Linked DNA regions of Homo sapiens: region 2 is linked to region 1. Evidence: chromatin contacts called from ENCODE Hi-C or POLR2A ChIA-PET data. All regions are on one chromosome and are shown on one strand. The core of a region is the stretch at or near the end of the contact, and the rest is flanking DNA. Distances in the headings are between cores, read along the strand shown. Region 1 has its middle 17 kb from the start of WDFY4. Region 2 overlaps ARHGAP22 (Rho GTPase activating protein 22).

Evidence for each region. Hi-C counts contacts between places; a loop is a spot of excess contacts on that map. ChIA-PET counts read pairs that join two places held with the same protein, here RNA polymerase II (POLR2A). Pooled maps may share reads with other maps.
Region 2: a loop to region 1 is called in a map of OCI-LY7, with 3 times the contacts of the local background. The contact joins two enhancer-like sites. A Hi-C loop is called at or near these places in 5 of 168 maps with a recorded cell type or tissue (A673, B cell, GM11168 and 2 more), 1 of 37 single-sample maps with no recorded cell type and 3 of 50 pooled maps. POLR2A ChIA-PET finds 5 or more read pairs at or near these places in 5 of 52 experiments (AG04450, B cell, GM12878 and 2 more).

Annotation. Positions count from the first base shown.
Region 1 is chr10:48,664,105-48,672,006 of GRCh38, reverse strand. No RefSeq gene overlaps it. Among named protein-coding and RNA genes, the nearest start is that of WDFY4, 17 kb to the left of the region's middle. RefSeq lists an enhancer at 3,438-3,557 and a silencer at 3,758-3,807. Within about 2 kb of position 3,871, at least 5 of the 41 ENCODE cell types and tissues checked have a DNase peak (open chromatin) inside an H3K27ac peak, as active enhancers do; they include B cell and OCI-LY7, where a contact is called at or near this core.
Region 2 is chr10:48,571,809-48,579,710 of GRCh38, reverse strand. The region is part of intron 2 of ARHGAP22 (Rho GTPase activating protein 22); the gene reads left to right. Among named protein-coding and RNA genes, the nearest start is that of ARHGAP22, 29 kb to the left of the region's middle. RefSeq lists enhancers at 2,262-2,311, 4,682-5,183. Within about 2 kb of position 5,275, at least 3 of the 41 ENCODE cell types and tissues checked have a DNase peak (open chromatin) inside an H3K27ac peak, as active enhancers do; they include B cell and OCI-LY7, where a contact is called at or near this core.

The sequences.
Region 1 (7,902 bases), core at 2,622-5,121:
GTGGGGACAGAGTGCTGCGTGAGGTCGAGGTTGGCAGCCCCCTGGGAGCAGCGCGGGAAGAGGGGGTGGGGGCTTCGCTCGTGGACCTGCGAGCTTGGGCAAGGTTTGACACTTTTCCGTGGAGGAGCTTCCCTCCCGGCTCCTGCAGAGATAAATACAGGAAAGGCCTGCCTCCCTTCCTCTGGTGCAGATCCCTCGCCTGGTCTTCTCTGCTGCTTTACAGCCCCTCCCGACAGCAGCTTTTGTCAGAGGGGAAGCCCGGGCCCTGCAGGTGGGGCCGGCTCCGCGCTCCAGTGGCTGCCTCGCCCGAGCCCCTGCGGCCTCCGCTGACGCCCAACCTCGAACACGCCCCGCCAGAGCCTGTGCCCTGTGCCGTGGGCTTGGCCTCAGCCTCCACGGTGGAGAGGAGCCTTGGGGACCCTGCCCCAGGGCACCGTTCCCAGGCGGAAGGGACAGGTCCTGGTCCCGCCACCCGTTGCTGGAGCGGGGGCAAGAGGGAAAATCTTTGGAGTCATACCAGTGATCTCGGGGGCACGGAGGCTCTGTTCCCTCATCAGAAAATGAAGATCACAGCTGTTTCACAGATTTTGTTTTCATGAGAATTCAATAGAATAAGGGTGTGAAGCTGGTAGACCTGGAACAGCCCCCTTCCCGCCAGGGCCCTGCCTGAGGGCACGTCAGTGACTGCACAGTGCATTTACAGGGCCTCTAGGGCCAGAAGAGAGGGGAAGCCTTCCCTGCCCCTGCCCTGCCCTCAGTCACTGGGGAACAAAATACCCTCTCAGACAGCAATTCCTCCTTTTTGAAAGGGATTATGAGACAAGATGGGAACATTAGACATTGACTTCTTTTTGTCGGGGGAACACCACATTTTCTGGGGGAGGATACACTGGGGATATTGGATTCTCTGTCTTGATTCTCTGCTGCAGGAGAGAAGGAACCTGCCAGTGTAAGCCACTAAACTGCAGGACTCTGAGCAGGGCACTGAACTTCCTGAAGCCTTTTTTGTTTGTTTGTTTGTTTATACATGTGAGGTAATGAGAATTGAAAAATAAGAATGTACCATATGGCAAAGTGCAATGTTTAGCACTTTGTGAATTACTGTGATGTAGACAGGCACAAAATGTGGCAGCTCTCCAGTGTAACAGGAGAATTCTGCTCCCCCCCCAACCCCCCCACCCCACCCCCACCCCCCGCTGGTGGAGGGGAAGGTGAAGGGCCATGAGAACTGGACACAGGAATTAAGTGTGACTTCAGGCCTTCTGGGATGTTTCTACATATAGTGGAAATCAAAATATACTGTAAAAGGGATTACTGCAAAGTAAATAAGGTCCAGGCTGGAGGAAGCAGAAGTTGCATTTTTAATAGTAGATATTGGTTTCTTTTTACTTATAAAATAATACTTGCACCTGGAAAACAAAAGTCAGTTTATAAGAACATAAAAAGAAGTTTCCCTTTTGCCCCTGACCATTTTCCATTTGCCCAAATAATCACCAAGAGTAGTTGTTTTTAGATATTCTGATCTTCATTATAACTTCAACTAATAAACTTCTTTAGGATTTATGAATTTTTGACAATATCTTTGGGCCTTCAGACATAAAAAATAAGAAAATTAGAGTGCTTACACTATCTCCTTCTTACTCTCTTCTACTCCTGATTTGTAATTATATTTTTATTTTATCCTTCTAAATGTTGCCTTTTCAACTCTGTTCATTATATTTTACATACCTTTCAATAATTTCCTTCATGACCTTAAATAGTATATTCACTTTTTTATGTATCAAATTAAGATGGCATTCACAACTATGAAAGACAAGAATAGAGGTTGAGTATCCCTAATCCAAAATGAAAATCTGAAATGCTCCAAAATCTGAAACTTTTTGAGCCCTGAGATAATATTCACATGAAAAGCTCATTGGGCTGTGTCAGATTTCAGATTCTCAGATTAGGGATGCTCAACCAGTAAGCATGGTGCAAATATCCCCAAATCTAAAACAATCAAAAATCCAAAACATTTCTCGTTCCAAGCATTTTGTTTTGTTTAATTTTCTTTGTTTTTAATTTTTGGGTGTACATAGTAGGTATATATACTTATGGGGTACACGAGATGTTTTGATACAGGAATGCAATGTGAAATAATCACATCATGGAGAATGGGGTACCCATCCCCTCAAGCATTTATCCTTTGTGTTACAAACCCAAGCGTTTTGGATAAAGGACATTCAATCTGTACTGATGTAGTTATTCTTCCTCCCTTGCTCCTCCCCATCTTTTGTTTTCTATATTATTATTTTTATATCATCATGGTTTAAAATATTTGTATTAGCTAACTAAAAGTGTCTTACTTGCTTTGTTTATAGGTCAACTCTAAAAACTAGAAAGCAAATATATAGCATTGACAATATTGTGATTTCAAAGATAATATTCACAGTAGAATTGAAATTCTATGTGGTTGATCCAGAAAGAAGAAAGATACTTCTGTGCCATTAAAACTAAAATTAAATTATATAAACATATAATTTAATAACTTATGTTATTATACAAAGGTAATTAATACTCAAAATGCACCACTCTATTACATTTTGCTGTTACCTAAATAGGCGAGGCACGCCTGTAGTTCTGAGTGGTGGAAACCCTCTATCCTGGTGGCTACTGCATGTTCCTTCCCAACTCTGCATGTAGGGATGTCATGTTGGTAGCTTCCAATTGTCCACAGAGGGAGAATTTACACCATGGAAATTGGAAAACCCTACAAACAAGGGCTTGGTTTATTGTTTTGTTCGTTAGACTTCAGAAAAGGGAGGTTAATAATGTAGATTAAACTTAAATTGTGCTATGTCTATAGCCCTTGCATTGTGAATAGTGCAAAGATTGAGATAATATTTTTCCCATATTTGAAAACTATTATCCAAGTAAACAAAGTCACTCACACCCGTTGACAAATGAGTGAAGTTCCAATATAAGCTAGTGCTGAATCTGAAAGTGGCTGCAGGATAATCAATATAGTTTGTATGGGAAGGAGACATCACTTAGCAGCAGATTACACATCAGATTTCATGACTATAAATGTATTAGATAAAGTGCTGTGGATTGGAATGCAACTCCATTTGTCAAATAATGGTTAAATTGAGACCATAGATTGGCTAGGGATACCAATGTTTGGCAAAAATCAGTGAAAGCATTCTGTTAGAATCAATCAACTATAAGGAATTTACAACATAGAGTATTGCCTGTTTTATTATTATTATTTGTAAAGTGTTCATTACACATCCTTTATAGCAGTAAAATTTATAACAATCATAAATATGTATATATATATATATATTTATATTCTTTTTTTTAGGGGTGGGTTAAGCATTTACCAGCACACCACTATATCAGAGGTTTGTCTGATCTTACCACTACCTCACATAAGAGAGTAGGAGGAAATGAAGAGGAATGCTTCTTCCTCCCTGGCTCTGGGGCCAATAGGGTCCCAGGGGTTTTCAGACTCATTGGTAACATAAGAAGGACTCATCACCAGAGAAGCAGGGTGAGAAGCAGCTGGTAGGGCAGGTTATTTCCAGAGCCTCTGCATCTATAAATAGGGGTTGTAGGACCCTCCCTGCCTGCCCTCATGAGCAGTTGCGACATTTGGGATGACATCAGGCCCAGGGAAGGCAAAACAGTGGCAATATTTGCTTCTTAAGGAGGAGTCCCCATCCCCACCACCAAATACCAAGAAGACGTGTGGCTCAAATGACCCATGCCACCCACCCGCAGCAGGGCCTACCAAAAGCTAGCCCAATTCTGAGGTATGGGGAAGGGCAGGGAGGTGAAGCCACTTCTGCTTTTTGCCCTCGTCTGCTGAAGGACCAGCCCAGGGGGCACATTTGAATTCTCAAACCTTAGCCGCAGATTCACTTCAAGTTTTGAGAAGAAATTCACGGGCAGTTTCATTATAACTGGCTGGGTCCTCTGCAGAAGTGCCTCTCTGTGCTTCCGGAGAAACTGTGAAATGTGGGGATAATTGCTGTAAATATTGATGGGCGTAACTTTGTCACCCACCAAGATCAATTGCCTTTTGCTTCCAGAAATTTCTTGTGAAAAACCCCAAAATTAAAATATTTGTTATTTACCCTTCTGTGAATTTATCCTAAGAAAATGATCCAACATTGAGAAGGCTTCTTATACATTTGCTTCAAACCTTTTTTTTTTTTTTTTTTTGAGGCGGAGTCTTGCTCTGTCGCCCAGGCTGGAGTGCAGGGCGCGATCTCGGCTTACTGCAAGCTCTGCCTCCAGGGTTCATGCCATTCTCCTGCCTCAGCCTCCCAAGTAGCTGGGACTACAGGTACCCACCTCCCCGCCTGGTTAATTTTTTGTATTTTTAGTAGAGACGGGGTTTCACGGTGTTAGCCAGGACGGTCTTGATCTCCTGACCTGGCCATCTGCCCGCCTCGGTCTCCCAAAGTGCTGGGATTACATGAGTGAGCCACCACACCCGGCCTTCAAACCATTTTTTAAATGATAGAAGAATATGGGCCCATAAATAAACACAAAAGTAACTCCTCATGTGGAAAAGTGCTCTCTGCATATTGGAAATAATCTGAAGTGTTCAATCTTAGACTTTAAAGTAACATGGTATACAGTGAGTAATATGCTGTTTCAGACATCATTTTTAATACCGTAAGGATATGCTTAATTTATAATGTTAAGTTAGAAAGCAGGTGAGCAGTCTGGCTGCAGGCACCGGCTCTGGGGTTGAAGTGCCTGGGTGGGAGTCCTGCCTCTGTGCCTTACTGGCTGCCTGACCTTCAGTTCTGTAAGCCTCGGCTTCCTCATCTATCCAATGGGTACTACAGCAGTAGCCTTCTTTCTGAGTGGTTTCAAGGGAAGCAGTGGAATGGCTCCCAGCACCCAGCACATAGTGAGTCTTCAACATTATTTATAACCAGCTTTGTCACTGCATCCATGGCAAATCAATCCACTGACAAAACGCTGGAGAGAAATGCTACAAACTGCCCAGTCTTAGTATCTGAAGCAGTTAAAATAATACAGGGAAGAGATCTTACTGTGTGGAAATCTCATGAAATGAACAGCATACTCACTGCTAAAGGAGACTTGTGGCTGTCAGCTAACCATTTACTTAAATATCAGGCTCTATTACTTGAAGGGCCAGTGCTGCAACTGCGCACTTGTGCAACTCTTAATCCAGCCACATATGTCCCAGACAATGAAGAAAAGATAGAACATAACTGTCAACAAGTAATCGCTCAAACCTATGCCACTTGAGGGGACCTTTTAGAGGTTCCCTTGACTGATCCCAACCTCAACTTGTATACTGGTGGAAGTCCCTTTGTAGAAAAAGGACTTTGAAAAGCAGGGGTTGCAGTGGTCAGTAATAAAGGAATACTTGAAAGTAATCCCCTCACTCCAGGAACTAGTGCTCAGCTGGCAGAACTAATAACCCTCACTCGGGCACTAGAATTAGGAGAAGGGAAAAGGGTAAATATATATACAGACTCTAAGTCTGCTTACCTAGTCCTCCATGCCCATGCAGCAATATGGAGAGAAAGGGAATTCCTAATTTCCGAGGGAACACCTATAGAACATCAGGAAGCCATTAGGAGATTACTATTGGCTATACAGAAACCTAAAGAGGTGGCAGTCTTACACTGTTGGGGTCACCAGAAAGGAAAGGAAAGGGAAATAGAAAGGAACCGCCAAGCGGATCTTAAAGTCAAAAGAGCCGCAAGGCAGGACCCTCCATTAGAAATGCTTATGGAAGGGCCCCTAGTACAGGGTAATCCCCTCCGGGAAACCAAGCCCCAGTATTCAGCAGGAAAAATAGAATAAGGAACCTCACAAGGACATACTTTCCTCCCCTCCAGATGGCTAGCCACTGAAGAAGGAAAAATACTTTTGCCTGGAGCTAACCAATAAAATTACTTAAAAGCCTTCACCAAACCTTCCACTTAGGCATCGATAGCACCCATCAGATGGCCAAATTATTATTTACTGAACCAGGCCTTTTCAAAACTATCAAGCAGATAGTCAGGGCCTGTGAAGTGTGCCAAAGAAGTAATCCCCTGCACTGCAGGCCATACATTTCAATCCCTGTATCTTTAACCGCCTTGTTAAGTTTGTGTCTTCCAGAATTAAAACTGTAAAACTACAAATCGTTCTTCAAATGGAACCCCAGATGCAGTCCATGTCTAAGATCTCCCGCGGACCCCTAGACTGGCCTGCTAGCCCATGCTCTGGTGTTAATGACATCGAAGTCACTCCTCCTGAGGAAATCTCAACTGCACAACCCCTACTATGCCCCAGTTCAGCAGGAAGCAGTTAGAGTGGTCATCAGCCAACCTCACCAACAGCACTTGGGTTTTCCTGTTGAGAGAGGGGACTGAGAGACAGGACTAGCTGGATTTCCTAGGCCGATTAAGAATCCCTAAACCTAGCTGGGAAGGTGACCGCATCCACCTTTAAACACGGGGCTTGCAACTTAGCTCACACCCAACCAATCAGAGAGCTCACTAAAATGCTAATTAGGCAAAAACAGGAGGTAAAGAAATAGCCAATCATCTATTGCCTGAGAGCACAGTGGGAGGGACAAGGATTGCAATATAAACCCAGGCATTCGAGCCAGCAACGGCAACCGCCTTTGGGTCCCTTCCCTTTGTATGGGAGCTCTGTTTTCACTCTATTTCACTCTATTAAATCTTGCAACTGAAAAAAAAAAAAAAACTGCCCCCAGTAGTTGTTGCTGGGTGGTGGCACTGGGGGAGATTTCAGTCCTTGATCCTGCCTTTGTGGGATAGGATTCTCCCTCCCTCCTAGTCCTCTACAGTCCCCTACACTTTTCCTATTGCTCATCCATTCTGCAAATTGCTCTGTTATAATTTCCTCCTTGCCATTTTGATTAGTGAGCTCTTGAGTCAGGGAATTTTTCTTGTTTATCTCCATAGCCATAGCCCCTAGTACAGACCTAAGAAATAGTAGGTGCTCAATCAAACATTTAACAGTCAAGTTTTCCCAAGCTTTATTGAGGAGTGTTTCAGATATCTGCTGCTACATAACAAAATATGGTGGTTTGAAATAACAACTACTTATTATTTCTCACAATTCTGTGGGACAGGAAGCAGGCAGGGCTTGGCTGGGGGGTTCTTCTGCTCCACACAGCATGGACTGAGAGCCACCTGGCTGCATTCACTAGGGGGCTGGGAGCTCGAATATCCAAGGGAAGCTTTATTCACAAGACTGGTGCCTCAGTGCTCTTCCTTTGCAGACTCTCTTTCCCTCCATGCCCTCTCATCATTCGTTAGACAGTGCAAATCTTATAAAATATGACAGCTTGGCTTCCAGAGAGAAAGACAGTGAAGCTTCCAGGCTTCTTAGGGTCTACATGCAGAACTACTGTAGCATCATTTCCACCTCTTGGCAGGAGGAAGGGCATGAGCACACTGACAGGGAAGGGATTTGGAGGGCCATCTCTAAAGAAACTAATGCTTGATAAATTTTTTAAAAAACAAGAAGAAAGCATTTTCCAAAAGTAACACTAGGATAAGCTGGTCTGGAAGCAGCATTGGTTGAAGTCTTTGCCCTTGCATTTCAGAGTGGCACGGAGTCCAAGGCATAACTGCAGTAGCAGATCCCTGGCCCAGGAGCAGCAAACCCAGAAGTCTCCCTGCAGCGAGGTTGTGCTCTACTTCACAGGGAGAGACCACAGAGCTGGGCTCCCAGTGGACCCACAGAGAATCCTGTGCAGCTCATTTCCCCAAAAGCTTCTGAGCCCCAGCATCTGTGTGCTATTCCTGAGTGGAAAGACCAAGGTGAGCAAGGCAGCCTCCATATGCTCTGACAGCTCAGCCTGCTGGAGGGTAAGGTGTAAACCTGGTGACACATGGCCATGGAGTCAGCAGT
Region 2 (7,902 bases), core at 4,026-6,525, 94 kb after region 1:
TGTTTGATGCTTCGCAGAGCTCACAACACAGGAGGAGAATCACTCCCAGCCCACATTCCTTGTTCTCTCTCCAAAGCCCTATCTCTTCCCCTCTCCCCATCTTGCTGGCAGGAGGGTCAGCAGAGGACAGAAAGCATAGATACAAGACAGTTCAAGACGGAGAAAAAGGAAGCAGCTTGCACAAGCTCAAATGGAAAGACCAGGCAAAGGCATGTCACAGCAGAGCCTGGAAGTGCACCCTTGATCCTCCAGCTTTTCCCAGCACCTGTCCCTGAGGGTTTCCAGCAGACAGATCCCACAGTTTCACAAGTAGAGGCTTCCAGGTTTTTTAAACCTTAGTGATTTTAGCTTGTGTTTGGAATGTTGAGTCATGAAAACTCCTGCCACATTCTTTGTTGATCAGCCTGGTCTATTTCCACTGTTGGGAACTCACTTTAAGTCTAGTTATCTCGGTCCTTTATTTGTTGTGGGTTTCTTGGCTTTGAATTGAAATGGAACAAAATAGACATGGAAAGTATAACTTCCGAAACCTAAGACCAAAGGAAAAGTAAAAAATTAAATGTGATCAGTTGAGCAAATGGGACAAAATGGGGGAAAGGAAAAAAAAATAAAAAACAAGAAAGAAAGACAAGTAAAAAACTAATAAATAAGATGGCAAAAGAAGGTACAAACATTTTGTTTCTCATAATAAACATGAATAGGTTAGATTCATCTATCCCTTAAAATAGAAAGTGTGAGATTGGGTCTAAAAAAGAGAGAGGAATAAACAAAAAGATTAAAAAGCAAAAGAACGGAAAAAAAAAGGTAAGCAAGTAAATGTGAGCAAAAAGAAAGCAAATTTAGTAACATCAAATAAAGTAGGATTCAAGATGCTAAGAAAAAAGGGGAACAGAGAGATATAATTCCTAATATAGATAACCTACTGAGAAAAGACAGCAGCTGTGAACTTTTATGCTCCTAATGCCATAGCTTTGAGGAAGACATAAACAAAGAACACTCATTGTTTCTCTTTAAAAAAAAAAACTTTTTCAAAAAAATGAAATCAGAGACCCAATCACTGTCAATAATGCTAAAGCAAAAAAGACAAGTTAATAACAAAATGACATTGAGGAGAGTGTGCAGGCATGAGAGAGCGAAGATCAAACACACACACACAGACACACACACACACACACACACACACACATACACTGCATAATACTTCTGTAGTTAATGAGAAAACCAAAACTCAAATTCAAACTTCCAGTTAAGGGTGACATTTAAAAGTCACATTTGGCTCCTCCACATCACAAAACTTCATGATACAGCACTAGAGGATGTTTTTAAAGGCACAAGCACAACTAGATGGAAAGAACATGAGGGGAGAAAGCATTCTGGATGCAGGAAAACAGATGAGGGAGAGGCTGCTGATTTATTTAGCTGATCCAAGACAGCTAAATCCCAAACCAGCACAAAGGAGAGCATGGAAGCTGTCTGGTTTGCAAAACAAAACCCCTCAAAGACTTGGGGCTTGGCAGGACTAGATATCTCTGGAAATGAGGGCAAAAAAGGAGCTCAGGACAGGAGCACTGGGTGAAGGTTAACTTAAAAAAAAGCAGTTAGGGCCAGGCGCAGTGGCTCACGCCTCTAGTCCCAGCACTTTGGGAGGCCAAGGCAGGCAGATCATTTGAGGTCAGGAGTTCGAGACCAGCCTAGCCAACATGGTGAAACCCCGTTTCTACTAAAAATACAAAAATTAGCCGGGTGTGCTGGCACATGCCTGTAATCCCAGCTACTCGGGAGGCTGAGACAGGAGACTTGCTTGAACCTGGGAGGTAGAGGTTGAGACAAGATAAGCGCTACTGCACTTCAGCCTGGGCAGCAGAGCGAGACTCTGTCTCCAAAAAAAAAAAAAAAAAAAAAAAAAAAACCAAAAAAGAGCAGTTAGATCTCAGATTTTCTGAGCAATCCAGTGCCAAGAGGTGACTGCCCGCCCCGACTCAGCTGTAAGACTGGAGTTGTATGTATTCTCTGAGAATAAAAGGGAGCCCTTTATAATGGGGACTCTGGCCCTTTCTTGGTGGAATATCTTAGAGAACAGGAAGGTTGGGTGAACATCAGTGTGCAGACCAGTTCCTTAGGCCCCAGTCTCTATCCACATTTGGTTTCCAAGCCCCAGCAGTCAGGAGTAGCCCCCAGGAAGGAAACTGATGAATTTTCTCCAGTAAATTTCTCCAGAGGTTCTCCAGTAAAATGGCGGAGGTGGACCCTCCTGTGTATGCCCTCCCCATCCTCCGACGCCACCCAGTCAGCTCCATAGAGAACCATTCTCAAGTGGGAGTGATAGGCCTGGTTCAGCAGACATTTGAGGAAACACTCTCATTTGAGGAACCAAGACAAAAAGAGGAAGAAAACAAAAAGCAAGTTGCAGGCAGCAGATACTGTGCAGGGGGAAGAAAACTGTTATACAAAACTACTGTAATATCCTCAGAGAGAATCTCTAAATACGGAAGAGTCAGAGGAGGAACCGATCCCCAGAAGTCAGAAATAAGATATCATGAATAAAAAACTCCAAAGAAGGGTTGGATGAAAACTTGACACTTCTAGGAAGAAGAGGACAATAAGAGAGACAACCCAATGTCCGAATAGAAGGAGTTTTAGAAAAAGAGAAGAGAGAAATGAAGGAAAAAGAGTCTTTAGAGAAATGCTTGAAATAAACTCCCCAGGATGGGAGTATAAACACTAAATACTAACTGAGATAACCAAAATTACCATGGAGATTTGGGAAGGTGTGTGGTTGGGTGGCGGTGGGTGGCGGTGTGGGGAGGGATGGGTGAGTGGAGAAGGGGCAGAAAGCAAAATCTCACTGCCCATGCTAGGAATTCCACAGACAATGACTAAAATGTAAAATCAAAAAGGAGTAACATAAGCATACTAATTAGAAATAAATATCTTAAAAAAAGGAGAAAGATAGAAAAGAAACCTCATCTGAGACCATAGAACGTGGTGACAGATTCAGGCAATGGCAGGGGAAGAATTTGCTGCCTCATGATAAGCCGTGTAGAACTCTTGATTCTTCAAACTATGTGCAAGTGTAAACTTTCATTGTAAAAAAAAAGTGAAATAAGATGGAAATAATTTATTTTTGAGATTTTGAGCATACAAATAAGACAAGTCAGAGCCATGGGGCAGGGATGTGAGGCAGGGGAGTGAGTTGGTAACAGGGTCAGCTTGCATTTTTTCTGTGTTATTGTAATTTCTCACGTTGAGACTATCTTCATGTAAGTCCATATTTTAAAGTATTTTAAAAATTTAAACAAGAAAAGAAAAACTATAACCAAAAAACGGAATGCAGCAGGGCCACAGTGCTAGAGGTTCTTTGGATGACCAGGAGGAGAATGGGGAGGCCAGGCCAGGGGCTCCCTCTTCTAGAAAGGGCCACTGAGCCCCACGCTGGCCTCTGAAGAGGCCCTGGCATATTGGAGGTTCTTGGAAGATGTGTTTAGAATGAACCTAGGAATGTGTGGGAGGTCCATGGATGCTATGTGTCTGGCAGTCCACACCCAGTGGGGAGCCCATAGTCTCTGACGTAGGGCATAGGATGCTCATCCTACAGGCAGGAACACAAAATGCAGATGTGGGACTAGAGGACTCCTGTAAAGGGGCTTCACTGCCACACCCAGGATCTAGGTCCTCACTTCGTGGGCTGCGATAGGGGTCAGTGAAGGTTGTGGGTTGCTTATACTTGGCCATCAGAGCCCCAAGAGGAGAGTCATCCTGCAGCAGCACAGATAGGGGCTGACCAGGACCAGGCTGGAAGCAGAAAGGCCACTTAGATGGGGCTGGTGTTCTAATATCAGCTGAGGCCAAGAAAATCCTCACCATGCTGGAACAAGGGCTGGGGGCCTTGGAAGAAGCAGGGGAGGGAACATGGCAGGTGGAGTTTGGAATCCACACTTCCCCCTCCCACCTACCTGCCATGGCTGATGCAACATTATGTTCTAGAAGAGGCAATTTAAAAATCACTTTGAGAGCAGGCTAGGTTTCTGTTGTATGTTTTATTTTTTTTCCAGGAGAATAAGTGAGGGAAGCTCAGCAATAAGGAGCCATAGAAGATTGATTTAAAGTTTGATGTGATTGAGTAAAAGCTTGAGACTGGTGGGGAGAAAGTCAAGATGGATGGGAAAGCACATGCACTTCTAGGAGTGGAACATTAATATTGGACAGTCGGAAACCAGAAATCTTTAAGAAAGAGGAAACCTCAGGGGAAGAAAGAGAGGCCATCCTATCCCATAACTTGAAAGTCACAGGAATATTTCAGCCTGCAGGGAATCTTCATTTCCCACCCCATTGTTTACCAAACTTGCACGTCAAAAACAAAAACAAAAAATAAAATGTTGCTTTCATGAACTCTGTTACTCCATTCTCCCATTGCTATAAAGAAATACCTGAGACTGGATAATTTTTTTTTAAAGAGGTTTAATTGGCTCATTGTTCTGCATGCTGTACAGGAAGCATGATGCTGACCTCTGCTCAGCTTCTGGAGATGCCTCAGGAAACTTAGAATCATGGCGGAAGGCAAAGAGGGAGCAGTCATGTCACATGGCCAGAGCAGGAGCAAAAGAGAGAGCAGGGAGGTGCCACACACACTTTTAAACCACCAGATTTCGTGAGAATTCACTCTATTTTGAGGACAGCACCAAGAAGATGGTGCTAACCACTCAAGAGAAACCGCCCCCATGATCCAAATACCTTCCGCCAGGCCCCACCTCCAACACTGGGGATTACAATTAAACATGAGATTTGGATGGAGACACAGAGCCAAACCATATCACGCTCCTTCCCTGAGTCCTTGACCTGGAGTAGATGCCTGGGTTGTCTCCATTTCTCAAATGAGGAAACTGAAGGACTGACATCAGGCCAAGACTAACAGGTACTCACTCTCAGATAGCGCCTGAAAGCTGACACAAGTTCAGTGAGACTGCTAGGACAACCCCCTGCCGTGCCATTAATGTCTGCCCACAAAAACCTCACACCTTTGGCTGGCTCTATCTTCCATGGCCCTCATCTCAGCACCACCTGGGGGTACGATGAAGATGCCATCAGGTGTCGGAGCTCATCTTGTGCTCACAGCTCACAGGACCGCCCCTGTGTCAGATGCCCTTCACTTCTGGACCTCATAACCTCCACCCAGCTCAAGTTGACTTAGCAAGCCCTAACTGTGCATCCTTCATAAGCTGTAAATTGTTACTCAAACCAGCCAAGAGGATGTCACTGCTATTATTATTGCATTACTGTTTTGATATTGCTGTTGTTATTTATAACACTTCCTCAATTTAATTTCTGTTCTCCATTCTATATCATAAACCTCATTCAGGTGGGGCTTCAATCTGTCTTATTATTTCTCTTTTCCTATCACCTAGCGGTACTTGACACATAATTGGTATCCAGTAATATTGGGTGCTTACTTGAATAATTGAATGAATGAATGAATAAATGAGAAAAATAAATGGAATGAATGAGTGCATAGTGTGACCCATATTTGTATTAGATCCTCAATGGAAAAATAATTTATTGCTTTTGTAAAGTGCCTGAGAATTGGCAAAGAGCTTATTGACTGCCTTCCCTATCAGACTGTAAGCCCAACAAGGTGAGGTTTTTGTCTATCTTGTTTATCTCTGTGTCTCAGTATCCAGAACAATGTCTGACACATAGTAGAAGCTCAATAAACACTTGTTCAATAAACATTCACACAGCATCTCCACAAGGCCAGGCACAATCAATTTCCACTGTACTGGTAGAGAATGTGGGGCTCAAAAAGGTAGAATGAAAGCTTGCATACTATAATGGAAAAAACCATAATATTTGGAACCAGAATACCTGGCTTCAAGTCCCATTTATACCACCTACTAGCTATAGATTTGGGAAGATCATTGAAGCCCTCTTGTTCCTACTTTTGGTGTGGTCCTTTGAGGCTGTGGCTTCACTAAGCATTGGACAAATGGAAGTTGCTGTGGTTGATAGTGTTGTCAATGCTGCCTAAACACTCAGAGATAAGACTATTACAATTCTTAGAATGGGTTCTGAAATGAAAGACCTTCAAGAAGCATGCGAAGGCATCTAATATGAATTATAAAAAGGAAGTTGCAGATCTAGAAAACAATGATTGCCTGAACATGCAGAGCTCCCTGAGACCAGCCCTTCAGATGGTCTTCACTCCCTTTCTTGATTAGGAGTCCAGACTCGTGGGTGGTAAGTCTGCCACGAATACCTGGTGTCTAAATTTTAGCATGTCATATTACAGGATCTTGCGTGATAGAGAAAAATGGCAGATTTCTCTTGAGTAACCAGGATGGTTCTAGCTGGTAACTAGAGAAGATATTTCACTCTCTGAGCCTCAGTTTCCTCCTTGTAAGTTGAGAATAACCACACCTATCTTATAGGACTATGGTGAGAGTAAACTCATGCGGTAAACCATGTAGGAAATACCCTAGTTGTGGCCTTCTCCCCTGGGTGGAACTTTACCCTATGAAGGTTTAGCAAATCATTCAACACAATCAAACAGTGGAGTCTAGGGGCAGGCGACATGGCTCCAACCTCGCCTCTGCCTTACTTCGTGAGTTTGATCAACAGTTTGAATCTAAATAAAAGCTAACTTTTATATATCTGATGAACCAGGCTCTGTTCTAAGTGTTTTGCATGTATTAACTTGCTTTAATTCCCACAGCAACTCTGCAAGATACATGGTAGATAATCCCAAAGATGGCTGCCACTTATTCCTGCCCCTTCTCCCAACAAGCAGAGCCTATTTCCCTTCCCCTTGAATCTGAGCTGTCTTTGTGACTATTTGACAAACAGAATAAGACAGAAGTGATGCCATGCCATTTCCAGGTTTGGTCTCTGTTAACTTAAAAATCACACAATTTATAAATTTAGAAAGGAGATCTTATTTTTCGTAAAGCATTGCAACCTGCAGGCTGGCCATCTGCAGGTTGGGAAGCATAGCCTCTGGTAGACCCGGAAAGGCAGGCACTTTGAGGGAATGGATGGTAAGGCAGGAATTTGTCCTGAACAGATTAGCTAAGTAGGGTTACAGGAGGAGCTATGAATATTCACAAAGAGGGTCCTGACTCATGCCTACTGAACATCCATATTAAATGTGACTCATATTCACTCTGGAGCAGAGGCTTAACATTTAAATGCATTGCAGGCAGGCCCTATACAGCAATAGGTGAAGCAGGGACATGAAGGCCCTCTGTGTGCAGCCTCTTGTTAACTGGTCAGAGCCAGCCTATTGTTGGTGGTCTTTTATCAGGAGAAAGTTACTGACATCCATCTCTTGTCCAATCAAAGCTGTAGTTGTGACTTGTGGACCAGGGGTTGGGGGTCAGTTAGTCAAGGTCTAACGGTGAACTACAATTGTTTTAGCACTTGTTTCTTAGGGCTAGTGCCTGTTTAACTGCTAGAGAAAAAGAAAAACCTGTGGCAGTTAGAACATTGTTTATTCTTTAAGTGTACAGGTGTATGACTTAAGTGTTGGTTGGTTGGAATGGCCTTGGGTCTTATTTATAATTTGGTATCTTATTGCCATAAAGTCAGTTGTGTGATCACTACTGTAACATTATTGCTGGTCGGATGTGGTGTCTAAACTGAAGAAGGATGTAGCAAGGCATGTTTGACCTCCTATCACAGCCAGGAACTCAGTTTTTAAGGTTTCCCTAGGTTCCCCTTGGCCAAGAGTGTATTTATTTGGTCAGGTGGGGGCCTTAGAGTTTAATTTTAGATCTCATCCCTAAGAAACCAAGCATGTTTCTGCTTTGCTCTGAAAAGCCGCCACCATTCTGTAAGAATGTCTGAATGGACCACAGAATGATGAGGAAGCGTGAATGAGAGAAAAACCACACAGCCTAGATGAATGAGTGA